2 separate regions of the Homo sapiens genome follow, and region 1 is linked to region 2. A link is an interaction called in ENCODE POLR2A ChIA-PET data of the cell type or tissue named here. Cell type or tissue: OCI-LY7. All regions are shown on one strand. Links, peaks and the distances in the headings refer to the core of each region. The heading gives the core; the rest is flanking DNA. Region 1 holds the start of LOC107986789 (a long non-coding RNA gene). Region 2 overlaps SUGCT (succinyl-CoA:glutarate-CoA transferase).

Evidence for each region. Peaks named below come from ENCODE experiments on the same cell type or tissue, not always from the same donor. Only the 100,000 strongest peaks of a DNase experiment are listed, where the experiment ranks them.
Region 1: POLR2A ChIA-PET joins it to region 2 with 15 read pairs; 2 of 35 experiments call an interaction of 5 or more read pairs at or near these places.

Annotation. Positions count from the first base shown.
Region 1 is chr7:41,681,646-41,690,422 of GRCh38, reverse strand. It overlaps INHBA (inhibin subunit beta A), which reads left to right. Exons shown (of 3, transcript NM_002192.4): 3 at 1-5,309. The coding sequence ends at 773. LOC107986789 (a long non-coding RNA gene) reads right to left here and starts at 7,248. Exons shown (of 2, transcript XR_001745187.2): 1 at 7,125-7,248; 2 at 6,786-7,034. In OCI-LY7, for the core only: no CTCF peak of the experiment used is centred there; no DNase peak of the experiment used is centred there.
Region 2 is chr7:40,831,662-40,840,438 of GRCh38, reverse strand. All of the region lies in intron 13 of SUGCT (succinyl-CoA:glutarate-CoA transferase), which reads right to left. Among named protein-coding and RNA genes, the nearest start is that of LINC01450, 140 kb to the left of the region's middle. In OCI-LY7, for the core only: CTCF peaks have their summits at 6,253 and 6,455; DNase peaks (open chromatin) are centred at 4,008 and 6,418; H3K4me3 peaks cover 888 bases; H3K27ac peaks cover 1,939 bases.

The DNA.
Region 1 (8,777 bases), core at 215-8,214, 850 kb before region 2:
AAGTCACCATCCGCCTCTTCCAGCAGCAGAAGCACCCGCAGGGCAGCTTGGACACAGGGGAAGAGGCCGAGGAAGTGGGCTTAAAGGGGGAGAGGAGTGAACTGTTGCTCTCTGAAAAAGTAGTAGACGCTCGGAAGAGCACCTGGCATGTCTTCCCTGTCTCCAGCAGCATCCAGCGGTTGCTGGACCAGGGCAAGAGCTCCCTGGACGTTCGGATTGCCTGTGAGCAGTGCCAGGAGAGTGGCGCCAGCTTGGTTCTCCTGGGCAAGAAGAAGAAGAAAGAAGAGGAGGGGGAAGGGAAAAAGAAGGGCGGAGGTGAAGGTGGGGCAGGAGCAGATGAGGAAAAGGAGCAGTCGCACAGACCTTTCCTCATGCTGCAGGCCCGGCAGTCTGAAGACCACCCTCATCGCCGGCGTCGGCGGGGCTTGGAGTGTGATGGCAAGGTCAACATCTGCTGTAAGAAACAGTTCTTTGTCAGTTTCAAGGACATCGGCTGGAATGACTGGATCATTGCTCCCTCTGGCTATCATGCCAACTACTGCGAGGGTGAGTGCCCGAGCCATATAGCAGGCACGTCCGGGTCCTCACTGTCCTTCCACTCAACAGTCATCAACCACTACCGCATGCGGGGCCATAGCCCCTTTGCCAACCTCAAATCGTGCTGTGTGCCCACCAAGCTGAGACCCATGTCCATGTTGTACTATGATGATGGTCAAAACATCATCAAAAAGGACATTCAGAACATGATCGTGGAGGAGTGTGGGTGCTCATAGAGTTGCCCAGCCCAGGGGGAAAGGGAGCAAGAGTTGTCCAGAGAAGACAGTGGCAAAATGAAGAAATTTTTAAGGTTTCTGAGTTAACCAGAAAAATAGAAATTAAAAACAAAACAAAAAAAAAAACAAAAAAAAACAAAAGTAAATTAAAAACAAAACCTGATGAAACAGATGAAGGAAGATGTGGAAAAAATCCTTAGCCAGGGCTCAGAGATGAAGCAGTGAAAGAGACAGGAATTGGGAGGGAAAGGGAGAATGGTGTACCCTTTATTTCTTCTGAAATCACACTGATGACATCAGTTGTTTAAACGGGGTATTGTCCTTTCCCCCCTTGAGGTTCCCTTGTGAGCCTTGAATCAACCAATCTAGTCTGCAGTAGTGTGGACTAGAACAACCCAAATAGCATCTAGAAAGCCATGAGTTTGAAAGGGCCCATCACAGGCACTTTCCTACCCAATTACCCAGGTCATAAGGTATGTCTGTGTGACACTTATCTCTGTGTATATCAGCATACACACACACACACACACACACACACACACACACAGGCATTTCCACACATTACATATATACACATACTGGTAAAAGAACAATCGTGTGCAGGTGGTCACACTTCCTTTTTCTGTACCACTTTTGCAACAAAACAAAACAAACAACATTAAAAAATTGAGAACAAGTATGGAAAGAATGAAAGATCAAGGAAAAAAGAATACCAAGTTACATTTCGTTAAGGTGCTTATGATCTTAGAACTATGCAACCTAATAGGTTTGAAACTGTTTACCTGAGAGAGAACAAAAAGAGAGACTTTTTTGTATTGGAAGTAATCTGATTAATTTTTATTTTCTTCAAGGAGAGATACTTGAAAGGAATATGTTTGTCCATCTGTTGGATCCAAACATTTCTATATTTTGTAAATGTTGTTGTTGTTTTTTTTTTAATCGTTTACTATTTGCACTACAATGGTGTTTGACCTGTCTAATCCTTATTTAACAAGTATTTTCTTTGGTTGGGGGTGGGGGTGGGGTTTAAGAGCTGCACTTAATGTGAGCTATAAAAGAACTGCTACAGCACACAAAATAGCTATTTTTATTATTATAATTATAATTATTATTATTATTTTGTACCTTAAAAAATAGACACATACACCAAAGACATTTGTGTGAGCCTTTAAACAGTCTGTCTGTGGTTGGTATCATTCACCATCAATGAGTCAGGGGTTGGGATTCAAGGTTGAGTAGTGTGGATTGTGTTCAGGCTTAAAAGACCTGAGAAGTTTGGTTTTTGACTCCTTTTACATCCATGAAACAGGACATTTCATACTGGATGTACAGTAGTTGTACACTGTTGGATATCAAGTTCAATCAAATTCATGGAACTACATGCTTGTATGTGTATATATACATTGCTTGTGCATATGCATATCTGTATGTATATATACATGTATTGTACCATGTCCATACACATTTTAAGCACTTCAGGCTGTCATTTTTTAATGTTCTTAAAGCAATGAATGTTTGTGTGCAAAACACAGTATTTTTAAGAAGGATAGGCTATAGTTTTTGCTTTTACTCTGAACTAGGTGGGCGCATTTCAAAAATTCGGATGGGAAAAAGCCTGGAAATTCCAGTGAATATTCAGCAAGGCCCTCTTTCATTGTACAGGGATCAAATTTCCTCCTCTTTTTTGTGCCCCCTCCCACTTCTACAAGTTATCCCCTGTGGGGAAAACAGGATGATAATCAAAACTCTGGGCTGATGTTTTTCCAACTTAGTGTCTATTGGAATCAATCTTAAATCAGAAGCTTTTTCAGAAAAATAATATTTAGGCCAGAATTAGAGTTGAGTGTATTTTTTAAAAATGATTAAGGCTTGGTTGTGAGAAATATTACCTGTACCAGCTGGGAAAAATAATGTCATCACTAACTAAAAGATAATTAATTTGAGAGAAAGTGTTAAGAGAGGGAGAGTAAGGAAGAGAACAGTTAAGAGGAGGCAGAGGTGAGGGCAGTAGTAAAAATCTCTAAAATTTTAATTTACAGCCAAAATTCTTCATGTGTAAATTTGTATTGATTCAGATGCAGAAATGAAAAAAAAACACCTTTGTTTTATAAATATCAAAGTACATGCTTAAAGCCAAGTTTTTATCTAGTTTATTCTAGTACTTAGCTTGCCTGGAATAGCTAATAAATTATTCATGTATGTGCTTTTGAAAATCCAGAGCCCTATTTTTACACACTTGTGTGAAGTTGGCAAACATTTTGAAAAATGGAAAAAAGTTTCTAATAATTGGGAACAATTACATTAATTAATATTTTGTAAAATATTGAAGCTTTTAGCCCTATGTCAATTTGTAGATTAAAATAAATTAATTATAGGAAAGGAAGATAACAGTGAGAAACCAAACATTACAAAAGGTGGTTTAGCTCTCCTTGAAAAATATACTAAGTTGGTATACTATAACACTTGGCTATATGTAGGCAATGTCACTACTGGGCAAATACACTTACTGTGTTCTAGAGGCAGCCCTTTCTTATGCAGAAAATACAATACGCACTGCATGAGAAGCTTGAGAGTGGATTCTAATCCAGGTCTGTCGACCTTGGATATCATGCATGTGGGAAGGTGGGTGTGGTGAGAAAAGTTTTAAGGCAAGAGTAGATGGCCATGTTCAACTTTACAAAATTTCTTGGAAAACTGGCAGTATTTTGAACTGCATCTTCTTTGGTACCGGAACCTGCAGAAACAGTGTGAGAAATTAAGTCCTGGTTCACTGCGCAGTAGCAAAGATGGTCAAGGCCATGGAAAAAGCAGAAATTTACCAAGAAAGCTGATACCCATGTATAGTTCCCACTCATCTCAAATACATCTGCTATCTTTTTAAGCTAAGTCCTAGACATATCGGGGATAACATGGGGGTTGATTAGTGACCACAGTTATCAGAAGCAGAGAAATGTAATTCCATATTTTATTTGAAACTTATTCCATATTTTAATTGGATATTGAGTGATTGGGTTATCAAACACCCACAAACTTTAATTTTGTTAAATTTATATGGCTTTGAAATAGAAGTATAAGTTGCTACCATTTTTTGATAACATTGAAAGATAGTATTTTACCATCTTTAATCATCTTGGAAAATACAAGTCCTGTGAACAACCACTCTTTCACCTAGCAGCATGAGGCCAAAAGTAAAGGCTTTAAATTATAACATATGGGATTCTTAGTAGTATGTTTTTTTCTTGAAACTCAGTGGCTCTATCTAACCTTACTATCTCCTCACTCTTTCTCTAAGACTAAACTCTAGGCTCTTAAAAATCTGCCCACACCAATCTTAGAAGCTCTGAAAAGAATTTGTCTTTAAATATCTTTTAATAGTAACATGTATTTTATGGACCAAATTGACATTTTCGACTATTTTTTCCAAAAAAGTCAGGTGAATTTCAGCACACTGAGTTGGGAATTTCTTATCCCAGAAGACCAACCAATTTCATATTTATTTAAGATTGATTCCATACTCCGTTTTCAAGGAGAATCCCTGCAGTCTCCTTAAAGGTAGAACAAATACTTTCTATTTTTTTTTCACCATTGTGGGATTGGACTTTAAGAGGTGACTCTAAAAAAACAGAGAACAAATATGTCTCAGTTGTATTAAGCACGGACCCATATTATCATATTCACTTAAAAAAATGATTTCCTGTGCACCTTTTGGCAACTTCTCTTTTCAATGTAGGGAAAAACTTAGTCACCCTGAAAACCCACAAAATAAATAAAACTTGTAGATGTGGGCAGAAGGTTTGGGGGTGGACATTGTATGTGTTTAAATTAAACCCTGTATCACTGAGAAGCTGTTGTATGGGTCAGAGAAAATGAATGCTTAGAAGCTGTTCACATCTTCAAGAGCAGAAGCAAACCACATGTCTCAGCTATATTATTATTTATTTTTTATGCATAAAGTGAATCATTTCTTCTGTATTAATTTCCAAAGGGTTTTACCCTCTATTTAAATGCTTTGAAAAACAGTGCATTGACAATGGGTTGATATTTTTCTTTAAAAGAAAAATATAATTATGAAAGCCAAGATAATCTGAAGCCTGTTTTATTTTAAAACTTTTTATGTTCTGTGGTTGATGTTGTTTGTTTGTTTGTTTCTATTTTGTTGGTTTTTTACTTTGTTTTTTGTTTTGTTTTGTTTTGTTTTGCATACTACATGCAGTTCTTTAACCAATGTCTGTTTGGCTAATGTAATTAAAGTTGTTAATTTATATGAGTGCATTTCAACTATGTCAATGGTTTCTTAATATTTATTGTGTAGAAGTACTGGTAATTTTTTTATTTACAATATGTTTAAAGAGATAACAGTTTGATATGTTTTCATGTGTTTATAGCAGAAGTTATTTATTTCTATGGCATTCCAGCGGATATTTTGGTGTTTGCGAGGCATGCAGTCAATATTTTGTACAGTTAGTGGACAGTATTCAGCAACGCCTGATAGCTTCTTTGGCCTTATGTTAAATAAAAAGACCTGTTTGGGATGTATTTTTTATTTTTATTTTTATTTTATGTCTTATTTATTTTCCATGATCAACTTTGCACACATATTGACACATCCTTTGCTGGGTGATAATTTTGTTTTTACTGTAATTATCCAGAAGAGGATGAGAAACAGACTGAATGTGGGAGATAACAAAAGCTGGAGTGAGAGAGCTCAAGTAGAAAAAGAATAGATTTTGCCATGGCAGAGGCTGGTAATGGGCTGCAGATGCTTGGATCAGCAATATTTATATTTTATTCTTTTGTTGATTTCCCATTTCTTCAAGTGTAGTGGCAACTACTCACAGGAAATGAAGAGATATTCATTCCTTCCCTCCCTCTTTCCTTCTTCCTCCTTTCCTTTCTAGCTAGAAAACTGGAAATGCATGGAGCAACTAGAGCTAGAGATCTATATACATGGGGAAAAATGTACTTAGTCTTATTACCGGGACCAACAGAGTTGGAATTTGGAATTACAGAAGTAAGGTCAAACATTAATTGATAGGTCGACCTTTTCTTCTATAATTTTTCTCTATTATCTGTGCCCATCTCAGAGTTTATATGGAGAAAGTAACTTCCAAAACTGCTCATTTGGACCAGGAATATCCCATGTATGGCCTCATTTGATATTCACATATCATTGTTTTAACTACCCTGCACAATAGGTGTTATTGCTGCTTTTACAGATGAATCTGAGGCATGATTGAGTAACATTAATTGGAATTAAAATTCCAACCCAGGTCTATATTCAAATCTAAAGTTAATTTTCTTTTTGTTCTTCCATAATTGCATTTTTGTGTTAATTTTCTTATGTAGTAAAAAAAAAAGGGGGGTGAGTGGATTGAGTGTTGAAGTCACTTCTAACTTTTTAACGCAGAGACACTTCATACCCACCAGATAGTTCACTGGCACTTATCTTGAAGTGAAATGCCAAGTTCATGTAAGTTTATCCTAAACGCTTTTTACTTTAGTAGGAAAGTTTCTATTTTCAAATTAGAAAATGGGAATTGTTAGTTTTGCTTTATATTTATTACTTTGTCTTATCTTGCTATTCTCATATTTTGCTAGGGGTAATCCAAAGTACTTTATTTTACTTTGTGGACAGTGGGACATTTGTGTGTGCATGTATGTGTGTGTGTGCCTGCAGGTACATACATGAGCACTTGCATTAGCCTTTATTTCCTGCCAAGTTTAATAATGAATACATTTTAGGGATGAAGTAAAAACTTCACTGAATTATAAACGAGTAACCTTGTAATGAAATTTATATGGATATTATCATAATCAAGGTGAAAATTACTGAAAGAAAACAAAGTTAAAGTCAGGTATAGAAAAATACTTTGAATATGCATACATATGTATATATATATGCACACATATGTATACATGATATATATGATTATGTGTGTGTATATATGATATCTGTACACATATATATGGGACTGAGAAAGAGAATGTGTCATCATTTAAAATCAAAATCCATTTCATATAGGAGTTTAATCCTTTCTTAGAAAACAATTGTCTGAGGAGTTTTACAAACTGAAAAAGGGAATAGAACAGTGTAATAATTCTTTTTTTCTATCAAATCAAGCACCAGCTCCTTCAGTAGAATTCCAGTGTTTCTACATTAATCCAACTTCAAGTCTTCTTTCAGCCATGATAAGTCAGGATTCATTAGAAATTCTCCATTACACCCTTTTAGGCTTTTGTTAATTGTTCTGTAATTAGTGCCTACAGTAAGAAAAATAGGAAAGGCAAACTGTTTGTCCACAAGCAAAGAACCACAAAGCTGTTTCAGGCTGCTTAGAAATGAACAATTACCTCGTTTGATGATATCCAATTTCAAGAAGAGCCCATAATTCTGGGCGTTCTACCATGATTTCAAATGATCTCAGCAGATACCAGAGAAGCATCTTTCTTGCAGAAAACTTGTCAGTTGAAATCTGGAGATGGTTTTGGGAAATATTAGGCCAACTGAGTGAACAAAAATGATGAAGAATGTTTTTTGGTTTAGCTAACTTCTCTTCAGGAACACATCAGGGGAAGTGTTGAGAGAAGGTCCCATCATTGTCGGAAAACAGCAATGAAAAAGCCACCCAGGGCTAGAGTTAATGTCCTGCTGTAATTCCTGCTGTCATGGTGGTGGTGGTGCCTGCATCACTGTTATACAGGGGACCCAATGTTCTAACACGAATACTATAATATGGCAACAAAAGTTCCCATAGAAAATGCCTTTCATTAATGAAGTTTTATCAACATGGTTGAGTTCCACAGCCAAAAACCATTTAAAAAGTTTGGTACTTACATGGGACAAAAGCAATCATTAAAGGGAAACTCTTCCATTGTGAAAGGAAGAAAGGAAAAAAAGAAAGAAAGGGGAAAAAAAGACAAACAGTGCTAATCTATGCCAGAAACAGGCAGGCCTAAGGCAGGAGAATGACAAAGCATTGTGCTTCAAAGTGTTTATTGTGTTAAAGCTTCCAACCACTTTGAAGACAACCATCAAACCCTCCTAAATGAAACCAGGAAGTCTTCTTGCCATTGATGTGACAACAAATGTTTGTGTTTCATGGCTGATCTACTTATCCCTCAAAGACTCTAAGTTGTCAGTACATAGGATATTTTTTAAAGATAAAGCTAATTTTCCATCTGAGTAATCATATCCTAAATGTGATCTAATTGCCAACCAGATGAAATGCTTAGGTTCTCTCAGTGGCATACATTTAGTAGCTATTAATATACCAAATATTATGGGGTTCGCACTTCTGAAATCAACTAACTTCTATGTTCTCAAAAGAGTGAATTTAAACCAGTCTCCATCAGATCATGGACTAGCCCATACTGCCATGAAGTTACTAATGGCCTCGAATTGAAAACCCGGAGTAGGCAAATAGAGTCCTTTCCTTTTGGGCTTTGGATAAGATATGTATTACAATTTAAAATCTAGCTAATTGGGCTGATTGAATCATTAATTTAACCGCTGTATGAAAACATTCTGGGGACTTAAGAGTGATCTACAAGCTAAATACTGCCAAGGTTAACAGATGGGGTGGCTTTTTGATTGCCTTAAAGCGGGATGGACAGCAAATGTTAGCTGGTCCAACCAATGTCCCCAGCAAGCCAAGTGTCAGCAGCTTCAAAGAAACAAGACAAGCTTGCCTTCCTTTTCCCAAGACAGCAAGTTCCCAGTCCACCACCTGACCACCCCAGCTTACTCCTGCTATTAGGCATCACTGGTGAGTGAGAAAAGGTGATAGGTGAACAGCTTTTATCTTTGGGCTTTAAACATTTTACAAAACAGGGTATGTAACCTTAACCCATTATTGTATTGAACAAGCACACATTTATGATTCTGACTCAATTCATCCATCACCCAGAACTGATTTTTAAAGTAATAAGCCCAGAATTGATAGTAGATGGATTAAGCACTGGAAGTAAATTTTATGGAAAAAAAAATCCCTGTAATAAACACCA
Region 2 (8,777 bases), core at 287-8,286:
GTTGTTTAATTTCCAAGTGTTTGGAGGTTATCCTGTTGTCTTGCAGTTATTGATTTCTTGTCTGAGAACATATTCTATGATTTTGTGGTGGTCACCCTGCAGGACTGACCTCCACCCAAAACTTCATTTGGATGTTGAGACTTAGGATTACAAGCATATACCAAGAGGGTATGAAAGGATTATTATTCACATAATGAGACTTTCTGAGGAGTGCAGGATGACTCCCATGGAGTTCACAAAGTGGCTCAAATTTAGATAACGAGCCCTACTCACAGAGATTCCGCTTTAGTATGTGTAAGGCCAGGCTCAGCAATATGCATTTTTGAGTTGGCATGCTAGAAAACTGAGGTGGAAAACCTCAGTTTCACACTTTGATAAATACCTAAGGCACTGAGTCATCTGTTTTTTCTTTGATAAGCTGGCTCTCACCCATAAAGGAAGCAGAAAATGAGAAAACCTCTTTTTTTTTTGAAAACAGATTTGGGATGCTCTCCTCTTCTGGGTTTTGCCCAAGAGGCTTCCAGCATTTCCTGTAGCACACTCGGTGGGCATTACTGCACATTCACTGGCACATCACTGGTCTGGGGAGTCAAACTTACTGTAGAATAGTCACTTGGATGTTTATTGAATGTTCTGTTTCATTGGAAACAAAATTGTGGTTAACAAAATAAAAATAGAGAAAACATAAATTACAAATATCAAGAATGAAACAAGGGACATCACTCCAGATCCTGCAGTCATTAAAAGTTTACTCTTAAAAATTTAACTCAGAAAATGACCTTTTACTCAGTAACCACTGACTACCAAAACTCAAAAAATATTAAAATAGGTAAGTTGAACAGTTCTATAATCATTAATGATACTGAATTCATAATTTAAAATTTTCTAAAAAAGAAATTTCTAGGTTTCTATGGTTTCACTGTAGAATTATACCAAACATTTAAAAAAGAATTTACACAATCACTTCCAGAATATAGAAGAGGGAGGAATATTTCCCAACTCATTTTATGATCTCAAAACCAATAAAAATTAGCTGGGCAGGGTGATACATGCTTACAGTGTCAGCTACTTGGGAGGCTAAGGTGGGAAGATTAGTTGAACCCAGGAGTTTGAAGCTGCAGTGAGCTATGATTGTGCCAGTACACTCCAGCCTGAGCAACAGAGCAAGATCCTGTCTCTAAAAAATAAAAATATGGTCTCAAAACTAGACAGACAGTACATCAAAAGAAAACTAGGGGTCAACATATCTCATAATCTTATGTCTAAAAATCTCAATATGGCAAATAAAATCCAGTAATGTATAAAAAAGAAGTATTCACCATGAACAAGTAGAATTTATTCCAGTAATGCCAAGTTGGTTTAATATTTGAAAATCAATCAATGCAATTCACCATATGAACAGGCTAAAGGAGAAAAATCATGTGATCATATCAATTGATGCAGAAAAGGTATTAGATGTAATACAACACCTACATGTGAAAAAAAAAAAAAAAACTCTCACCAAAGGAAGAATAGAGGGCACTTCTTCAACTTCATAAAAAACTAAAAAGCATTTACAAAACCCAATAGCTACCTTCATACTTAATGATAAAAGACTATATACTTTAAGATTAGAAACAAGGCAAGGATGTCCCCTTTCATCGCTCTTATTCAACAAAGTACTGTAAGTTCTAGCCCAGTAATAAGGCAATAAAAAGAAATAAAGGGCATATAGTTTGGAAAGGAAGAAATAAAATTGTCCTTATTTGCAGATAGCATGGTTGTCTATGTAGGAAATCTTCAGTAATCTATAAAGCAAACAAACAAAACGCTAGATGTAATGAAGGCCTTAGGATACAAGATAAAAGACGCAAAAAGCAATCACATTTCTATGTAGTAATAAGGAAAATGTGGAAACTGAAATTAAAAACACAACACTCCTTCCAATTACTCCAAACAAAATGAAATAGGTATAAAATTAACAAAGCTTTTAAGTATGCTGAACATTACAAAATGCTGATAAAAGAAATCATAGAAGACCTAAGTAAATGGAGAGACATACTGTGTTCATAAATTTGAAAATACAACATATTAAAGATGTCAATTCTCCTCAAATTGATACACATGTTGGATGTAATGCCTATCAAAATCCCTGAAAGAACTGTTGTTTTCTCCTGTAAACACAGATAAGCCTATTCTAAATTTTATCTGAAAAGACATAGGATTTGTAATAGCTAAAATAATTTTGAAAAAAGGGGTAAAGTAGGAAGATTCATTCTATTCTATTTTAACTATTATTATACAGTTACAATCATCAAGACCATGTAGTACCAGTGGAGCGATAGAAATCTCAGTCAATGGAACAGAAATAGAGAGTCCAGAAATAGACTCACAAAACATATCCAGTTGATGTTTAGCAGAGGTGCAAAGGCGATTAAATAGAGGAAAGATAGTTTTTTCAGCAAATGGTGCTAGAGCGACTGACCATCCATAGGCAACAGACCTCATCCTAATTTTCATATCCCATAAAAAATTAACTCAAAATAGGCCAGGCCTGGTGGCTCACGCTTGTAATCCCAGCACTTTGGGAGGCCAAGGCGGGTGGATCTCCTGAGGTCAGGAGGTCGGGACCAGCCTGGCCAACATGGTGAAACCCCACCTTTACTAAAAATACAAAAATTAGCCAGGCATGGTGGTGGGTGCCTGTAATTTCAGCTACTCGGGAGGAGGAGGCATGAGAATCGCTTGAACCCAGGAGGCAACCTGGGTTCAATCGCTCAACCAGGAGGCAGAGGTTGCAGTAAGCTGAGATTGTGCCATTGCACTCCAGCCTGGGTGAAAGAGCAAAACTCTGTCTCAAAAATAATAATAATAATAAAATAACTCAAAATGGTCACAGAATTAAAAGTGTAAAATGCTTAGAATAAAAACATAGGAGAAAAATCTTTATCTAAGACTAGGTGAAGAATTCTTAGACTTGATACCAAAAGCAAAATCTAAAATGAAAATTGATAAATTGGACCTCATCAGAATGGAAACTATTTGTTCTGTGAAAGATCATGTTAAGGAGATGAAGAGACAAGCTACAAATTTGAAGAAAATATTTGCAGACCACATAGCTAACAAAGAACTAGTACCTAGAATTTATATATTTCTCAAAACTCGAGTAAAAATTTTTAAAAGCCAGTTAGAAAATGAGCAAAAAACATGAACAGACATTTCACTGAGATAATATGGAGGTGGCTAAAAGCATATATAAAGACGTTCAATATTAGCCATTCAGGAATTATAATAAAAATCACAATTAGCTGTTGAAACACATCTACAGAATGACTAAAATAAGGAATATTGATAGCACCATATGCTGATGATGATGCAGAGAAATTGGATCACTCATACATTGCTGTTGGGGATATAAAATTTTTCTAGTCACTCTGGAAAAGAGTACGACAATTCCTTTCAAAAATATACAGGCATTGACTATACGATATAGCAACTGTACACCTAAACATGTATCCCCGAGAAATAAAAACTTGAATTTACTCAGAAATCTGCTCATGAATGTTCATATGTAATGCAAAATCTGGAAACAAATATCTTTCAGTAGGTGAACAGTTAAACAAAGGTGTTGTATTCTATATCAAAGAATACTATCCAGCAATGAAAGGAATGAACTATTGACACAAGCAACAACTTGGATGAATCTCAAGGAAATTATGCTAAGTGAAAAAAGCCAAAATAAAGAAGTTACGTGCAGTATAAATCAATTTATACAACATTCTTGAAATAAGAAAATTATAGAGATGAAGAACAATTAGTGGTTGACAGGAATTATAGAAGGAGGGAGAGAGGGAAGTGGTGGTCCCTCTAAAAGGGCAGAATGAGGGATCCTTGTGATGGAATCGTTCTATACATTGATCACGGGTATATTCACAAGGATCTACGTGTATGATAAAATTCCATAGTACTAAACACACACGCTCACCACACAATGAGTCGCATAAAACTGGTAAAATCTGCATATGGTCAGTCAACTGTATCACTGACAGTTTCCTGTCTGATATAGTTACGCAAGGTGTTACCACTGAAGCAAATCAAGTGAACAGATAATTTCTTACAACTCCATGTAAATCTACAAATATGTCAAAATAAAAAGGTTTTAAAAGCTATGAAAAGACAACAAAAACAAAAGCAAAACCTTACATCTGATTAATGCTTTTCATTTTGTATCTAACATCCCATTTCAAGAAAATGAAAAATATGCCTGAGCACAGGGCTCACATCTGTAATACCAGAGTTTTAGGAGGCTGAGTTGAGAGGATTGTTTGAGCTCAGGAGTTTGAGACCAGACTGGACAACACAGTGAGACTTCATCTCTACTAAAAAAAAAAAATTAAAAAATTAGTAGGCATAGTGACATAAACCTGTAGTCCCAGCTACTCCAGCTGCTGAGATGGGAGGATTGCTTGAGCTTGGGAAATCAAGGCTGCAGTGAGCCATGATCACTCCACTGCATTCCAGCCTGGGTGACAGAGTGAGACCCTGTCTCACCAAAAAAAAAAAAAAAAAGAAAAAAAAGAAAATGGAAGATACTAATGATTTCCTCCAAATGGAAAGTACTAAATATTTTCCTAACCAATTGGATGGATCTGGCAATTGGGGGATAGAAAAGTTAAGTGATTTACCTGAACCAGAGGACTTAATAATGGGTTCATGAAGCTTAACATTAAACTAAAACTAAACTTTACTTCAAATCCATAAATATGTTTATGTTTTTAAAAGCTTTGAAACAAAGTAAGAATATACAATAAAGCCATCAAATACGTTCTTCCAAATTGTTTGTAAGCCTTGGGAGATTGCCTGCTGTGTCATACAAATCAGGTTTTATGTAGATCCTTTACAGAAAACAGTTTCTGGAGATTGGCATAGAATGGAATGTAGGTATTGCCAGAAGGAGAGCACTAGCAGAACTTAATTTCTGTAGTCAATATTTCAACATGTAAGAAATAGGGGAAAGTGCTTGTAGGAGCCATCATAGGTAAGAAGAAATTTGAAGAATTTGGGCATAAAATTTAGGATATACCTGGAAGGAATCTAAAACAAACAAAAAACAGTCCACATCTAGTTCTTTGGAAATTAGATTTTAATTCTGTTGTTCTTATGCTTTTATGTTTTCAGGTGAATCTCAAAGAGACAAAAGACCAAATTCCAAGCTGTCAGTAAGGTGAAATGGAAGAGGAAGGCAGTGTCTTGAACTGCATTGTCCTGGTCCAGAGCCACCAGCCTCATGTGGGTGTTTGAATTAAACTTAAATAAAACTAAAATTCAGTTCCTCAGTTGGACTAGCACATTTCCAAGGCTTGACAGCCACATGTGGCTAGCGGCTATCATATTGGACAGTAAAGAAAGACATTTCTATCATCTCAATAAAGCATTGGACAGCTCCAATCTATATAATGAATGAAAACACTAAAAAGTCCCAATTTTTTTTTTTAATTTAAAAAGGACACCATTTTACAAATGACACATCGATGGATTCATATCCATAGCCTCCTAGAAGAGCAGGGTGGAGAAGACCCCGAATACTATCCTGTCAAAACACTTGTTACAGGCTTGAATCTTTCTTGTTACTGATGTCTAAACAGCCATGGCAAATAATTTTTATTTTCTTCATTCTTTTGCCGGTTAAAAGAAACATTTCTTTTATTTGAAACTGTTCTATAGCTATAAGTCTTTCATCATTCTGGCTGCTTACTGCTGAATTCCAGTCTGGGTTCCAATTTATCTATATCTCTAGTCAAATAACTTGTGCCAAAATTAAGTGCCATGTTCCAGGTGCGCAGAATATAGGAGGTTTATCTTTTTCCTTAGTCTAGATATTATGCATCTACTTTTACAGACTAAAATCACAAGTTGACTTTTAGTAACCCCACCAATAAATTTATTTGCAATTAGTTTTTAGTTAAATAAAACCCTGCAATCTGGTTAATGTGGCCCATTGCTCCATCTAATTGAAACGTTGTGTGTCCTATTTATAACCAGTCTACTTTTGAATACTTCTGGTGGAAAAATCATTAACCCTGATTTTATATCAGATGCAAAAGCGTGGCCTCCAACATCTTTCTCCATGTAACTATTAAAAGTGTTAATAATGGGGTCCAAGCGTATGTCTTTGGGAAACTCTACTCCCCACCCACCCCCCAGCCTAAGAATCATCACAGTTTGGACCCAACCATTCACAAGTCAGTTCAACTATTTAGCTGTCCAGTCCATGCTTCTCCATTTTGCCCACAAAGACATACCTAGTCACCCAGCTTTTATTGAATCTCCTGCAATACGCTTCACCTTTCCCAGAAAGTTAAAAAAGCAGAACTGAGATTTTTTGTTTAAGATGACTAGGGAGGTTTTTACAGCACAGAAGAGAACTCACCAACCCTGGAGAAGGGATGATGCACTTGAAGTATTGGCACCCCACAGTGGGCAACTCTAGCATTTCACGTTAAAACAATGCTGAAAACAATTTCTAATGGTTCTATTGATTTTCAAACAATAATAAAGGGTAGGGTCCTACTTAATTGAATCCTAATGAGTTTGGTATTTACCACAGTCCGTCACCAAATGCACTTCTTGTACAAAACTCTTTGAACTTGCTGTGGGAGAGGAGAACTCTCTGTTCTAAATGCTGCCTTCACCACTGTCCAGCTGGGATGTTTTAGAACCAAGTCTCTCACTGACTCATTCAGTCCAGAAACAAATAGAGGAAAATTTGCAGCACCTGATCCCAAAGCAGGTGGCTATGCATTAATGATGTAGCACGTGCCAAGATCCTGAAAGGAATGGTTCTAGAGAAATATTGCAGGACCTAATTATTTTTAATGTCTCTCCTAACTTGAAAGTGGTTTGTGTACATGACTTCAATTTTCAAAAGATACAATGCAGCCTGGGACTTTAAAACAGGGAATCTGGCAAATTAACTAATAAGTGTATGAACACATGTTGAAATGGCAAGGCACTAAATAGGCTGGCTTCTCCTACAGAAAAGAGTCATTTAACAGGAGTCAGTTAAGTCAATGTTTACTTTCCACGTAAGGAACTTTACATCACAAATGGGAGAAATAATTCAGCAGGTAGAAAAAAAGGGAAAAAACTTTCCAAGCAGGGAAACTTCCTTGGGTTGTTAATGTTTCTTGTTAAGATGGGTCTTGGAAAACAACCCATCTCAGATCAACATTCCTACATGTGGAGTTTGGATTCTTTTTTTCTTCCAGTAATCTTCAACTACAATGGGATCTATCTGACTATTATTGCAATGTTTAAAAACAGTACTGATCAGATTCCTTTCCAGTGGGACAACCAAGAAAAAATGGACTGCTGAAAAAAAAAATCTAGAGGTAAAATATGCAGACCTGTCAAGGGATGATGGCCCGAGCAGAGGTCTATGGACCGAGGGGATGGCAGCATGCAGAATAGAAGTAGGAGTGGAAGAGGCCCGGCACAGTGACTCACGCCTGTAATCCCAGCACTTTGGGAGGCTGAGGCAGGCTGGTCACAAGGTCAGGAGATCGAGACCATCCTGGTTAACATGGTGACACCCCGTCTCTACTAAAAACACAAAAAATTAGCCGGGCATAGTAGCGGGTGCCTGTAGTCCCAGCTACTTGGGAGGGTGAGGCAAGAGAATGGCGTGAACCTGGGAGGCGGAGCTTGCAGTGAGCCAAGATTGGGCCACTGCACTCCAGCCTGGGTGACAGAGTGAGACTCTGTCTCAAAAAAAAAAAAAAAGTAGGAGTGGAAGAAACAAAGAAGGCCTGAAGCAATAGGTATATCTGGCCTGAAATCTTCCTCTCTAGCTAATTCTTTGTGGCTAGGAGTGCTCACATCCGGGAAAAAAAAAAAACAAAAAAAACCCTGGAAAACAAAAAACCAACCAAACAGAAAACCCAGAGTGGATGTATGAACCATTATAGCTATCCTTCTCTTAACTGTTTGGTGCAGAACACTAAAAAATATAAAGTTTGGGAGAACATGTGTCCTATTACGTAATTCTTGGTATAATATTAATACTACCACAACATTAAATGGGACACAGTGTTTTCACAACAATATGATATTAGATGATACTCACAATGACCCTGTAGGATGGAGGATAATTATTTTTCCCACTTAACATTAAAGGAAAATAAGGCCCTGAGAGGTTTCATGTTGCCTAGAATCCCCCAAATAAGGAAGCGGAGCAAGAACCAGAACTGTTGGATGCCTGCTCTGGGTTACTTTTCAGGACTCTGTGTCACCACCTATCTCATGAGTGCTCTCCAGAGATACCCGGACGCACACAGGGACAGCCACACATTTGCATGCACGGCCCCTTGTGAATGGAGACAGGCTCCATACTGCTCACTTTCTTTCATTCCCCTGCACACTTAAGTTACTGTACCACAACACCCAAGACCCCCCAACATGTGCTGTTGCCCTGAAACTGGAGTTACTACTATATAAGTGTTCTAAACATAGGCTATTGTCCTGCCAGAAGACTCCTCCTCTGGGAGTCCCTGGAGCCCCCTCTAGGCTGTCCTGCCAGTGTGTGAGCCTGTACTCTCTTCCTCCTTAATATGCCTGGTAGCCTTCATCACACTACAGGCCTATAGCCAGCCCTGCTGAATTCAGGCTGGGGTTGGGGTGAATAGTAAGAAGAGTATCACACAGAGATAGGATCTAGAGGTGTAACATGTAAACAGAAGTGTTCTTAGTGTTCACAGTCGGAACTCAAGGTTATATTTTCCCACAGAATCCATGTGACT